Linked DNA regions of Mus musculus: region 2 is linked to region 1. Evidence: chromatin contacts called from ENCODE POLR2A ChIA-PET data. All regions are on one chromosome and are shown on one strand. The core of a region is the stretch at or near the end of the contact, and the rest is flanking DNA. Distances in the headings are between cores, read along the strand shown. Region 1 holds the start of Ptpa (protein phosphatase 2 protein activator). Region 2 overlaps 1700001O22Rik (RIKEN cDNA 1700001O22 gene).

The links. ChIA-PET counts read pairs that join two places held with the same protein, here RNA polymerase II (POLR2A).
Region 2: POLR2A ChIA-PET joins it to region 1 with 13 read pairs in Patski. The contact joins the enhancer-like site here to the promoter of Ptpa in region 1. POLR2A ChIA-PET finds 5 or more read pairs at or near these places in 4 of 5 experiments (Patski and embryonic stem cell).

What each region holds. Positions count from the first base shown.
Region 1 is chr2:30,412,819-30,419,751 of GRCm38, reverse strand. It overlaps Ptpa (protein phosphatase 2 protein activator), which reads right to left and starts at 3,702. Exons shown (of 10, transcript NM_138748.5): 1 at 3,420-3,702. The coding sequence starts at 3,450. Crat (carnitine acetyltransferase) reads left to right here and starts at 4,004. Exons shown (of 14, transcript NM_007760.3): 1 at 4,004-4,440; 2 at 6,506-6,769. The coding sequence starts at 4,414.
Region 2 is chr2:30,790,435-30,797,731 of GRCm38, reverse strand. It overlaps 1700001O22Rik (RIKEN cDNA 1700001O22 gene), which reads left to right. Exons shown (of 7, transcript NM_198000.3): 5 at 1,166-1,331; 6 at 1,449-1,587; 7 at 1,927-2,169. The coding sequence ends at 2,037. Among named protein-coding and RNA genes, the nearest start is that of Gm39784, 6.9 kb to the right of the region's middle. Within about 2 kb of position 2,770, at least 2 of the 3 ENCODE cell types and tissues checked have a DNase peak (open chromatin) inside an H3K27ac peak, as active enhancers do.

The sequences.
Region 1 (6,933 bases), core at 2,453-4,952:
TCTTACCCACTGAGCCATCTCACCAGCCTAACAACTCACATTCTTCTAAAGGATTAGACAGGAAAACTCTGCTGGTCATCTCTAGGGAGCACAATTTAAAAGTGCCTTCTACTTTTAAAATTATGTTTTCCACAGTCCCCCAAAGTCTGGAAACGCTAGTTATTTTAAGTAAGTTTACAGACTAGCGTGTGCACATTCCTAGGCTCTGTGTATCTGATGCTTAGTGAAGGCATTTTTACACAGTGCTGGAATGATTGTGCTTGGCTAAGAACACACCTCCTTTATCACAGAGAAAAAGAATCCCAAACCCATGCGCCGAGGTCTCAGAGAGCGCCTCAGCCTGAGTCTGCAATTGGAGATGTGGGCGTTCAATAAGCATCCCCTTTAAAACTGCAACCGTCAGGAAGGGTGAAAGACGAGCCTCCACAGAACAGAAGGCGGCCCTGCTGCCCTCCTGTAAAACCTAGCCATACTACAAGCAGAAAAAGCCACAGGGGCCTGGAGCGCTCTGCACACGGGAGCCTGCCTGGAGAAGGGCAGGGCATGGAGACCTGAGGGGAAGCTAGGGAATGAGAGAGAAGCTCCCCTGCCTTGGCAGAACCCACAAGTAGAGTGCAGGGGAGTGGAGGCCACTCGGGTGGAGTCCAGAAGCCCCAACGTCTCCTCCTCCCACCCCACACACCTTTTCCCACAGACCCATCCGAGGCCCCTGGAAAAACTAAATTGCTACTTGAAGTAAGACGCTAAATAAAAAAGCTTTGAAGCCAGCCTGGTGAGCTAACGACAGTTTATGGGGACACATTTTATGGGAAATGACCTCCCCATCCCAAATAACCAAGCTGCAAACCAACCAGGATCCAGTCCTCCTGCACAGGACCTATTCCCTGCAAGACACTGCCCTCCAGACATTATTTCACGGAGAACACGGCTTCCAGGCTACGTCCCCCAAAAAACAGTACATCACTGTGAGGCAAGAGCATGCCATTGAAGAAATACAGTTGGCAGAATACAAACCCAAATCAAAAACAAACAAGCAAACAAAGCAAACAAGCCTTCAGAGCCAGGACTATCACAGAGCTCACATTCACAGCCTCTCCAGTCTCAGGTTGCCTCTGACAAGGAACCCGGAGGCCCTGGATCCCCTGCATTGACAGCTTAAGATCATAACACAAGGAATTTTACAAATGACCCTTGGGAAAAAACCCAAAAGTAGCCCAGAAGCTGGCGCTGAGCAGGAGCTCGGTAGCATCACTACAGCCCAGCACTAGGTGGGTGGAGGCAGAAGGACCCCCAACTCTAGCCAGCCTTGGGCACAGAGTGAGACCCTGCCTCAAAACAAAACAGCTAAGCATGGTGACCCACATATGTGACCCGAGCTCTTGGAAGGGGGACGGGGGGAACAAGAGGATCGGACACACAAAGTCATTCTTGGCTATTAAGGTGATTTTTAGCCAGGCCCAGTGACCTTGTATCAAAAGCACAAGCTGGATACAGCAGTGCAGGCCTTTAATCCCAGCACTCAAGAGGCAGAGACAGGTGGATTTCTGAGCCAGTGTGGTCTGTACAGTGAGTTCTAGTCCTAAACAAGTTCTGGATATGTAGCAAGTGCAGAGAACAGAGCCTGTCTGGAGATGTCAGGAGGAAAATGGAAAGAGCCAGGGGATTTGGAGATACACATCCATACCTGTCTCAAAAAACCAAACAAACGACCCCCCACACACACACCCCAGTGTGCTGGATTTATCACCTCCCATATGTGACAGATGTGACATGTTTGCATCCAGTGAGTACTCACCACACCCAAACACTCTGCTCACATCAGACCACAACTCCATGAGGAAAGTTTGATAAACCTCATTTTAAATTATTTTAAAATTATGTATGTATGTGTGTGTGTGTGCCACACACAGCATGTGAGTGGAGGTCAGAGGACAACATTCAAGTCAGTTCCATTCTCCCACGCGTGGGTTCCCAGGATGGAACTTAGGCTGCCAGACTTGGCAGCAGGCACTCTTACTGAGCCCCGGGTGGCTCAATTTCCGTCTACTAAAGGACACATATGGTGACTTGCCATATAGTCTGTGTAACTCAAAAATGTCCACAACCTTCCTAAGGTTGTTTGGTTGTTTGTTTTTTCCCTCTAGTACATAGGTTCTGGTCCCCAATGTCCCTTCCCTATTCATCTTCAGAGACACTCATTTCAAAAGGAGTCTGCCTGCCTGATAGCTACTCTTTTTTTTTTTTTTTTTGTGGAGACAGGGTTTCTCTGTATAGCCCTGGCTGTCCTGGAACTCACTCTGTAGACCAGGCTGGCCTCAAACTCAGAAATCCACCTGCCTCTGCCTCCCGAGTGCTAGCTACTATCTATGTCTTGATGTCAACACTAAAGTCGATTAAGACACATCCATAAGGCCAGGCAGTGGTGGCGCACTCCCAGCACATGGGAGGCAGAGGCAGGTGGATTTCTGAGTTCGAGGCCAGCCTGGTCTACAGAGTGAGTTCCAGGACAGCCAGAGCTTCACAGAGAAACCCTGTCTCGAAAAACAAAAACAAAACAAACAAAAACGACACATTCATAGAGATTTTGTATAACTTAAAATAAATGTCTGGTTTTGAATTCCACGTGTTCATATATTTAGGGGGGGGGCGCCACAAAAATGGTGCTTCTTTTGATTTTCAAATTTTCTTCCTCCTGAGACTTTCTTTGGGACCACAAAAAAGGAAGTGTGGTGGAAGGTACATCAAACACTATCAAAGTACGAGCTGAGTTTAGCCAACCTAGCCACTCTGTAAGAATTTTCCAGTCCTTCTTAACTACACGGAGTCAGCAAACTGCTTTCTCCTCCTCCAGGAAAGGGGGTCTCTACTGGAGCATCTGGCCTCTGTCTCTGCCCTAGTTACTTGAGATGGACCACAACGAGGCCACAGTGTAAATAAAAGTTACAGACGACGATGCCACCAACCCTCTCATTTTGTACAAACAGCCTCTTAAAATTAGTGGTTTAGACACCGTGGGCAGTTTCTCTCAATTAACTCTGCAGATACTGAAACCCCCAGAGCCAAGCCTGCAGGACGGAAGGAGGGACGGAGGGAGGGAAGACATGCAGGGTGGGCAGGACATGCATGAAGGAGCCTGGCGTCCGAGCGAGGCCCAGGTCCACCCGAGCGGAGTCTCATAAAGAACGCAGCCTCCTGGATCCCTCTCGCCCCGACCCCAGGCAACTCTGCCCCCAGGTCCAGAGCCTTTCCCCTGACCGCGCTCTGCCCGCCCGCCCTGGCCGGGTCGCCCTCACCGCCACCCGCCTGCAGCCCAGGCCGTCAGCCCTGCCTCCTCCGTCCCCAGAGCTCCTCAGACTCGGGAGACCCCCCGAGCCACACCCCTTTCCCACCCGCACGCCCGGGCCCTCCAACCGCCCTACCTGGCGGCGGCTGCCGCTCGCCCTCGGCCATCTTCTCCGTGAGGAGCCGGAGCGGATGCTCGCCGGTCCCTCTCAATGTTCACCCCGCAGCTCTCCCCGGCTCCGCCAAGCTTCCAGCAGGGAAATGAGCGCTGACTGGCTAGGACCGGAAGCCGAGAATTACAGTCACTCGCGCGAAGGCGGCAGCCATGCCGGTGCGAGGCACTCAGGGAGCATGCCCACCAACGGCCGTCTCGCGGCGGCCGCGCCGACCGAGGCAGCGGCCATCTTGGTGCGGGGCGCCGAGGAGCATGCGCACTAACGGCTGCCGCCTGCAAGCCAACTGCGGCGCTGGCAGCCATGTTTGTGCGGGGCGTCGGGTTCTGTTTGCTTGTTTGTTTGTTTGTTTGTTTGTTTTGGTGAGGGGTGATGGAGGGAATAGGTATGGCAGCAGTATTCTTGCGGAGCAAGGCCACCTGTCATCTTCTTTGTGCATGCCTCCACCCAAGCAATCTGAGACAGTCCCCAGTCAACAGTTGTGTTCTCCTGCCATTCCTAGAGTGACGTTCAAGGACACCAGTCAGACTTGAACGCACGTGACCGCCTCGACAGCTAAGGTGGCTTTCGGAGGCGGAGAGCACGAGCGGGACAGCGCCTACCGTTGTGACCCCGTGACGGGAGCCCAGCGCCGGGCTGCTAACAGCTGAGCTAGAGGTCCGTCTCCGCAAGCCCCGCCCTCTGCGGCCACTCCCCGGCTTGGGCCCACCCCGAGATCGGGGCGAGCGGCCGGGGACTGCGAGCCACCAAAGCTCCGCCCCGTGAGTCCTGCCCCACCGGCAGCCCGCCGGGCCCGGTGGCCGCGGGGCCGCCTCTACTGGCTAGCGGCAGTGACTCGGCGACCTTGAACCTAGAACCGGAGCCGCGAACCCACTGACCCCAGCACCCCAGCAGTGGCGCAGTCTTTACCCAGCGCGAGGGGCGGAGCGGACCAAGTGTCCGCAAACAGACTGGGACGATGTTAGCCTTTGCTGCCAGAACCGTGGTGAGTTCGCCCAGCAGGGCCATGGACGGGACAAGACGGGCGGGCCTCCAGCAACGGTCAAGAAAACCCCAGACCGGCTGGTAGGGTGCGATCTGCAAGGTGGATAAAGGAGACCAGGTAAGGGGTGGGTTCGATCCCAGAAGAAGACTGAGAAACCTAGGTTCAAGTCTTTTGTACCTTTCCACTCCACTCCTCCCTAATGCTCCCAGTTATTCGGACTCAGACACCTGTCGGGGCTACTGGTTAGAGAGCTCAGCCCTAGGCTATGCTTCTGCCCGACTAGAGCCACTTCTCCAAGCCTACCCAGTCTCCTTGAGTTCATCAGATGCCCACCCTCCCCATTGCATATTGCTAAGAGAACCTCAGGTGGAGACTAGTACTGAAAATCCCCCAAACAGGCAGGAGGAGGCAGGAGGTGGCAGGCTGCCCCTCACCATCCTTATCTAAAGCAGCTATCCTAATGGTGAGCTCCTGTCCTCTCTGATTCAGGCTGTCTATCCAGCTGTGAACTGGACTGCCCTGTCAGACACTGGGTTGGCAGCTAAGACTGAGATTCTACTAAGAGTCCTGGCAGCACCTGAGACCCTCCTCCAAGTCGTCCCGCCTTCCGTCACCCTCTGGGACCACCTTACTGCATAAGCATTTTAATGCTAGGGAGACTGAAACAAGGAGACAATCAAATCCCATGGTTGTGCTAATAAACTGAGCCCAAATGGGGTCTTTTGGCTTATTACTCACAGCAGAAGCACAAAAGTGTATTTCCCCCACTATTGATCCCAACCTGGATGATCCAGAACTCATTTAGAAAAAACAAACAAACCACCAAAAGAGGGGTGGCCACCAAGGCCCTGAGGTCTGGAAGGGAAACAGCTGGGCAGGTGTGTGGCAATCGTTGGTTGTCCACTAGTGGCCCTTCCCTGGCATCTCCTGTCTTGCACCATTCCCAAGCAGGGCTGATTTCAGGGCCACAGGTTAGCGGCCAGCCTGTTTCCACCCTCCAGCCAAGTTTTCCCACATCAAAAAGATCTATGAAGATTTTGACAGGTGGATTTTTTAATACCTCTCTTGGCTTGCCTCCCTGGCACTGGGCCCATCTAAAGAAGACAGGAGAGAGCTCCCAGTCTCCTCTTACCTCAGTACCTACTTCCAGCCCACTTACCTGCCTTACTCCTCCTCTTCTGGAGGCTAGCGAGAGGCAGAGCGGCATCTGCAGCCCCACAGCTACCACTGCTCCAGCCTTAGATGCTACCACGCCAGTGGCTACTGCCTCACCACCCTTCACGCCTGAATTGTGAGTCTTGTCTTCTCTTTCCAGTCCAGGCAGGTGGCCGCTCTTGCTAGTTTCTGCTCATCCAATTGGTAGCACAGTTAGGCTTAGAGGTCCAGCCCAGGCAGACAGACAGGGCTCACATCCTCAGTCCTGCCATGGAGGACGAGCAGCAGAGAGAGAAGGTATGGAATGGCGCTACTGCCGCTTGCCTGCCACTGTGCCAGCAGCCTGGGCCCTTCCTGTCTTGCTTTCTGCCACCTCCAGAGTCTCCGGGACTCCCTCTTCCTGCCTCTCTCTGCCACCTCTCATCCTCCATGCCAGGCCACTCAGCGCTCTTGCTGCAGCACTACCCACGCCCCTCACCACCGCCCCACAGTGGAGAGAAAGCACAGAGGCTGAAGCCTCCCCCAGAGGTGCTGTCACCAGCTTACCCATTTCCAGTTCTCTCCGATTTCTTAAGCTGGAAGCGGGGGGGGGGGGGGTGAGACATGGGGGGGCTTCGCTTAAAGAGTCAGCTGCCATCTCTCTCGTGCGTCCTGACAGGTGGGAGGTCCCCTTACCTCTGCCACCCCAATAATGTGACTCATCTACACCCCCACCCTTTCCTAGCCTTCCTGCATATATAGGCCCCTGAGAGACGGTACTCCTGTACCTTGAGGGCTGGGCATCTAGGGCAGGCCCCACCCATGAAGCTGTCTTTGCCTCCAGGGGATGGCATATAAGGCCTAGGAGTGTAGTTTAGAAAGAGCTGTGCTTCAGTCTGAGAGAATGAGTAGGCTGTTCTGCATCCCACAGGTAAAACCCCTGGGCCTCCTCAAGCCCTCCTCCTTGATGAAGGTTTCTGGTCGCTTCAAGGCCCACCAAGATGCACTGCCAAGGCTGCCTGTGCCCCCACTTCAGCAATCCCTGGACTATTACCTCAAGGCACTGCAGCCCATCGTGAGTGAGGAAGAATGGGCTCACACCAAGCAACTGGTGGATGAGTTTCAGACCTCAGGGGGCGTAGGGGAACGCCTACAGAAGGGACTGGAGCGCAGGGCCAAGAAAATGGAGAACTGGGTAAGTGAGGTGGCAGCAGCCTGACAGTTGCCTGGGGGCCGTGGGTCCCCCAGAGCTGATACTTAGTTAGGGGCATGGGGAGAAGGCTGGGAACCAGGGTGGTGCATCAGCAGGTGAGGTCATGCTCAGCAGAAGAATTACATGGACATTTTTGAAAAGGAGCT
Region 2 (7,297 bases), core at 1,521-4,020, 380 kb before region 1:
TTGGGTGGCATTGGGCACATGGTGCCAAGGAAACATTGGCTGCCCAGGCCCTGTTAGCACTAAAGAACCCTTCCTCAGTTTCCCAGTCCCTCGGCAGCTTCCCCAATCATCTTTCTCACAGAGTCCGAGGGTCAGGTTGACCAGATGTCCAGCAAGTCTTAGAAGAGGAAATATCTTCTCTCTTGAAAAATGTTGAACGAGTCTAAGAGAGAACCCCAGAACACCGGGCAGAAGCGAGCTCTCAGCTCTAGGGGTGGCTTCCTTGGACTGGTGTGAATGGGTGGCTGGGGGCAGGTGGGACAATGAGGAAGACAAGACTTCCTAGTACCCAGCCTCTGTCCTCCAGACTCAGTAGCCCCAGGACACCAGCCCTTAACACTCACATGAATCAGGGAAGCCCAACTTCTGGCTATATTTTGTGCATGTGTGTGCTTCAGAATATAATTTCAGCTAATAGACTTGAGAGCTCTTGTGCCTACTAAGATTGGCAATGCAGACTCGTCTTTTTTGAGACAGAGTCTCAAGTATCCCAGGCTGTCCTTGAAATTCTGGTCCTCCTGCCTCCACCTCCCAACTGCTAGGATTACAGGCATGTGCTACTAACGCTGCACTCCGGCTTCTGGTTATTTTGATTGCAGAGAAAATTGAGGCGAAGGGTGGTTGTGTAAGAGCCATGGAAGCCTAGAACAGAGGGCAGAGTGCTCCAAAAATCCCAGGACAGGCCGAGCACTGTGGCACCCCCCCCCATAGCATCAGGTTCAAGCCTCCTTTGGCTTCTCCCATCAGAGGTAGCCTCTGGGAATCCAGCCCCTCCCTCCAACCCCCGCGGATTCTTGGCATCCTCTGGAATTTCCAAGGTGGGCTACCTGGCCCTCCTACTTTAGAGAAAAGGGACCCATTGGCGGTTGGAGCAGAAGTAGGACCACGACAGGGATCAGCTTTGTGGTATAGCAGAAACAGTCACAGGGAGGTAGTTTTAAAACCCAGGACTTCTCTGGAGGCAACCGTCAGGCACTGGGGAGCCTGTGGTTGCCATGGAGACAGGGCTCTGTCTAGCCTTGCCAGCCAGAGGAAGGAGAGAGGGTGGGGGCGTGTTAGTATGCCCCTCCCTGGGGGCGGGGACAGGGAACTCACTCTGCTCTCTCTCTTTCTCTCTCTCTTCTAGTCCGGCAGAATATCTTTCCGAGTGAGCAGACGGCTTTGCCAGCTGTATCTGTGTCAGAACGGGTGCTCGGGAGTGTTGGGAGATGGTTGGACAGTCTGCCCAGAGCCCTTTATCCCAGGGTCCAAGACACTGTGGCCGGCTCCTCATTCTGGACCTGCCCCCGCGTGTGAGGCTCTGTGGGTAGAGGAAGCAGAAGGGTTGTGGTCTAGGTCCTCCAGCTACAAACTGTACGTGGGTCTGGAACTCAGGGCCAAAAAGCTATAGGCCCCCCTCTCCCCATCAGGTCAGCTCAGGAACCTCAGCTCTACCTTTCTGAGGACTCCTCCGTGAGCAGCCACCTACCCTTCATCTCCAGGGCCACCATCCCAAGGCCACGGGGAGGCCTCAGAACCTTCCTGGACACCCCTAACAATGTGGATCAGGTGGGCAAATGGCCCCATCCCTGGAACCAGAAGCTGGTGAGCAGCCCAGGGCGGGCAGCCCGCCAGCAGAAGCACCAGCCCTCAGTGACTCTGTAGGGGACCCTCTCTGTTGAGTCACCATGGGGTTTATGGCTTGGATTTGTGTGGCCTGGCCTCCTCAGCGTGGAGCCAAGGGGGAGGAGGCCCTTGAGCCAGGCTAGTGAGTGGGTGGGCTGTGCTTCAGCCTAGGACAGCTGTAATGTGGAGCCACCTGCCCCCCCACCCCCGCCTGCCCCTGCTCCCTGTCTCCTCCCTGGGGTCCCCTCAGCAGTGCCATGCCAGGCATCTTTCTCCCTCTAGGAATCCTTTCTGCCCAGTTTGGTGCTGCAGTCTGTCCTGAAGCAAGGCCGCCCTAAGGGCTACCAGCTGCTCCTGCCGTCCACCACAAACCGGCAGCAGGCTCACAGGTGAATGCCTGCCAGAGCTCCCCCCAGCTCAGGAGTGTACCCATGCCAGGCAATGAAGAGAGTGCTTCTTCACCCCACAAATAAACACACCTCCCAGGTGGCTGGGATGGATCACTAGGTCTCCCAGTAAAAGCCACTCTAGGTGCCTGATTGGGGACCACTTGGGGTTCCTGGGTAAGGGAGATTGGGGTGGGCTCACAGCTGGGATGAAGCTGATGACAGCTGGATATTGGGGGTGGGGAGTCAGGGCACCCCAGGGGCTCAGCTTGTCCCAGGGAATGCTTGTGCAAGGGGTGGACCACTCACGACACAACCTCAACCTAAATCAACCCGTGCCTGAAGCAGAGCCTCAGCCATAACCTCAGCCTAGGAGAGTGGATAAACAACTTCTTGTCTTTAGCGCCAGAGTTTTTCTCTGTCCACCTTTTAGTACATGATATGGGTATCCAGACCCCAGCCCAGGAAAAAGATTCCTGTGTATGGGTAATCCTTAGTTCTCTTACCTGCTCCGGTGTTCAAATCCACATGGGGAAGTGGCCTGAGTCACCGTGGCAGGCCTCCTAGAATTTATCTACTGTATTAACATAGATACTGCCTTACACCTGGGTGTCCCCCATTACTCCATGTCCGAACCCCTGGGGGAACCCCTCCTTCTTTGGAGTTTCACTTTGTTCTTGCGCTCTGGCCAGGTCTTTATCGCCACCTGCTGGCCCTTGAAGAAACGTCTCGGACTCGGTGCGGAGTGGAGTGTAACGGGGAGGACGGAATGCTAAAGCTGGGGGTTTGGGTTGGACTGGGCCGGTCATTTTAGGGACCAGATGGGCTGGGGATGATGAAGGGCTGACCCGGCATGCGACGCGATGCATCAACGTCATCAGCGCTGGGCTGGAACGGGGCTCGGTCCCTTTCTGAGCTTTCAGGCTGTGACCCAAGACGTGGAATCCCTGTTTCTCTGGAGTGCTGCGCGCCGTGCGTGCCGGGTCTGCCTGTTTCCCCGGCCGCCTGCAGCGCCGCACCGCACCGCGCGGGGGCAGTGTTGGCCTGGCTTTGCGCCGCGAAACTTCAGCTCTCGGCCGGTATCGTTGTCAGAAACTTTCCCCTAGGCAGTGCTCACTGTGATGGGTTTGGCGCGTCCCACTGTGGGAATCCAGTCTCCAACCTGCAACCCTGAGACCTGGCCTTCACGGAGAGTCTGGGAACACACAGAGCAGACCACGCAAGGAGAAAAACTTGGACGTTGAAGTAGAACACACACTGCATACCACATACACCATAGAGATCCCACACATAGAACACCTCAGGCACAGAAACAGGACACGAGGAGACATACTTGCACGTGCTCAAATGCGCGCGTGCACACACACATACACCACAGAGACCCCACACACAGGATAGCACATACACAGCCACCACCTGGAGATCCCACACACAGGGAGAACACACAGACACACCATACCACACTAATAGAGACCCCACACACATAGAAAACCATACTACAGATGTTCACAACAGATACTGCCCAGGTACATAACACATAGTAAACATACTATATATATATATATATATATATATATATATATATATACACCATGTACAGACCCCACACATGGAGAGGCACATACTACACACACACATACACAGAAGACAACACATACCACATAGTCCATATTTATGGAGACACACCACAGATATGCATGGACACGGAGAGACACACATGTGACACATACACATGGAAAAACACAGATACAAAGAGCTACCCACAAACATACCACATAAACAGACAGCACATTGACACATATGACCATACAGATGGCAAACAGACATCATCCCACATGGAGGAGACGAGCGTGCACACACACACAGAGCCCATTACACACACAGAGATAACACACTTCAGAACATGTGTTGCACATTGAAGCATGGACCTCTGGAGTACCGGGTCCCAGAGAACTTGTGGTGCACGCCTTTAATCCCAGCATTCGGGAGGCAGAGGCAGGCGGATTTCTGAGTTCCAGGCCAGCCTGGTCTACAAAGTGAGCTCCAGGACAGCCAGGGCTATACAGAGAAACCCTGTCTCAAAAAACCAAAAAACAAAAACAAAAAAAAAAAAACAAAAAAAACCCCCAGAGAACTCCCAAGGTGGTATCTGCCTGCAGCCACAACATCGACGTTCATGTGACGCCTGAACTTAGGTGACCAAGAAGGCTCTGGGAATGCTGAGGCTGGGGAAAGACCCCTTTCCGGTGACCTCGGTCCTGGGTTTTTTTGTCTCTCAGAGTGGTCCCATTCTCCTTCCCAGAGTCCACACTGAACGTTTTTGTCTGGATGGTTGAGCAGGGTCTCATAGGGAGCTTTGGCTGATCTGTGACTTGTTTTGTAGACCTGGAACTCAGAGACCTGCCTGCCTTGCCCACCTCAGGGTTAGGATTAAAGTGACTGCCTCAGGCACAGGGGAGCTAGGGGAAAATCCTAGCTCTGGGTCTGTTCCCAGTAGCATAGCGGGTATCTTATCTGTGAGTTGTGTGCTTTGGGGTCAGTCTGTTCCTCTCCCCTTGTGAGGCCTTCCCATCTCTCTCATCTCCCTGATCACCATCACAGACTATGTCCCTTGGGCCAAGTCGAGTGGAGAAGGGGAACTAGGCTTATTGGGGTGACAGATGGGGGGTGTCTCCTATCCAGACAGGAAGCCCTGTCCCTTTCTCTGGAATGTCCCCTGCCATGTAAACCTCTGTAACCTGTACCCAGGAGGTGGCTCATTAGCCCTAGAAGTGAGGGGTGGTTGTGTATGCTGTACCGCGTGTGAGGAGCTGGGTCCAGTTCCCACAATGTGGCCCTGGAGAGACGGCTCAGTGTTTAGCTGCTCTCACAGAGATTCTGGGATTGGTTTCTAGCATCCGCACCTGGCTGACCTTGAACTTAGAGAGATCCTCCTGCCTCTGCCTCCCAAGTGAGGAGAGATCAAAGGTGTATACCACTATGCTTGGCTTTAAAAATAAGCTCTTGAAAGAGAGAGAGCGAGAAAGAACTGGAATTTGTGGCACAAGGGTTTAATCCCAGCACTTGAGAGGCAGAGGCAGGAGAGAATCTCAGTGTTCAAGGCCAGCCCGGTCTACAAAGTTCTAGGTAACCCCAAGTCCCCTAAAGCCAGAGAGACAGACACCGACCCACGCACAGCTTCCTGCAGCCTGCCAGGCTTCAGCTGGACACGGAGTTTCTTCAGAAACCATGCTCAGGAGAGCTCTTTCCTGGGAAACCGAGGCCCAGAGCCCACCGTTCGCAGTGTTGCTCCCACCAGAGGCTGTCCCGATGGGGTAGCTCTGTGCATCCTGCCCCCAACCCCCAACCCCAGTAGGGACTGAAGCCTCAGCAGGGGAGGTGACTTGGCAGACTGGCCTGGGAAGAAGGGACTGATGTCAAGACAGTTCCCTGGAGGCCAGGCAGGACCCTCGCAGGCAGCTGGCAAGTCCAGGCAGGCCTAGGAAGAGCATTGTTCTCCAGTGAAACCAGCCATACTGGTACCCTAGGGACGCCAGCTGCCACTGTACTGTCCAGGAGGACTAAGGTCTCCTAAACTCTCATGGAGACCTCAGTTGGATGGACATGCTGGCATCGTGAGTCAGGCCTCTGAGTGCTGATGGGGTCCCAAGATGGTCCCTGCAGAGCAAGTGTCCCGTGGGAGAGGCTGCAGGCCTCCATTACCCCGTGTCCATAAGAAAGATGAGTGACCCTGGTCTGGAGAGATGGCTCAGCGGTTAAAAAACACTGGCCATCCTTATAAAGGACAAGAGATTAGTTCCCAGTGCCCACATGGTGGCTCACAGCTGCCTGTAAATCTAGTTACATCCCAGGCATAGATGTCTTTTCTGGCCTTCATGGGCAACCGGCACACATGTGGTACCCATACATACATGCAGGCAAAACAGCCATATGCATAAAGTGATACTGAGGAGGGCTGAGGCAGGGGCACTCCACAAACCACCAGTGACTGCCCCAGTGCCCGGCTGTGCTTTCTGGCCCGTGTCCTTGAACTTTGGCCTCTCTGCTGTGTGTAGTCCATGGGACTGTTGCAGCAGCTTGTCTCTTGAAGGGCCAAGACTAAGCACCCAGTATGGGCCACACATGCTGCCCCGCCCCACGCTCATGGCGGGAACTGGGCTGGCCAGCACTGCCTATAGGAGCCTGTGGTCCAGTGGAGACTCATGGGGAGCCTGTAGGGGTGGGGCTTTGGCAAGCTGAGATGAAAATAGAGGACTGAGGATCTCACTACATAGCCCAGGCTAGCCTGGAACTCTTGAGAATCCTCCTGCCTCAGCATCCCCAGGACTGGGATTATAGATGTGAACTACACTAAGCTTGTTTCATGAGAGCTTCTGGAGCAACGGCAGCAAGAACTGGGAGGCCCCGAGGAGCCGGGGATCATCATCTTCACACCCAGCCAGCCTCCCCGTGGGCAGACTTGGGGAAGTTGGCAGCACACTCCTCTGTAAAGAAACCAGAGCACAGAGAGGTTAAGCAACCGGAGCAGGGTTGCTGAGCATCAGGCCAGAAGCCCCATAAGAGCTGTGAGGAGAGAAAGCTGCCTTCCTGGCTTTTCTCCTCCCCAGAACCAGCCCAGAGGGCGAGGTTCTGCTACTGCACCCTGCCAACCGCTGGGGCCGTTCAGTTCTGGCTTTCTGCATTTGTGCTGTCCTCAGGGCCAGGTCTTGTGAGCAAGGTAAAATACTGACTGTTTCTGACGCTGGCATGAGGGGTTGGAATGTGGACTCGGAGACCCTAGAAAAGTGGGACCTTTTTCTGCTGACCCTTGAGCTTGTCACAGGACTGTGCGTATTAGCTCACGTCAGGAGGAAGGTCAGGCAGAGAACTCCAACCCCTCGCCCCCGACCCTGTCTGTTAATATCCGCTCTACTAGGCATGCATACATGTCTAGGACAATGTGTGATGGTGGGCAGGCCCAGGATGCAGGAGGAGAGGCCTGGCCCACCCTCTGGAGCCCCGGAACCCAGCTCCCAGTGTGGTGGGGGCCACCATTGCTACATTAGATTTGCACACGGATTCTACTCAAATCCTGCTTTGTAGCTGGGTGTGATGAAGCATGTCTGTGATTCCAGCACTCGGGAGGTAGAGACAGAGTCAGGAGCTGGAGGCCTGCCTGAGCTATGTGAGACCTTGTCTCAAAACCACTGAAGTAAGGATGGGCGTTTCCTGGGGCTCAGGGCTTGGCTAGCAGACAGAAAGCCCTGTGTACAGTCCCCAGCACCTCA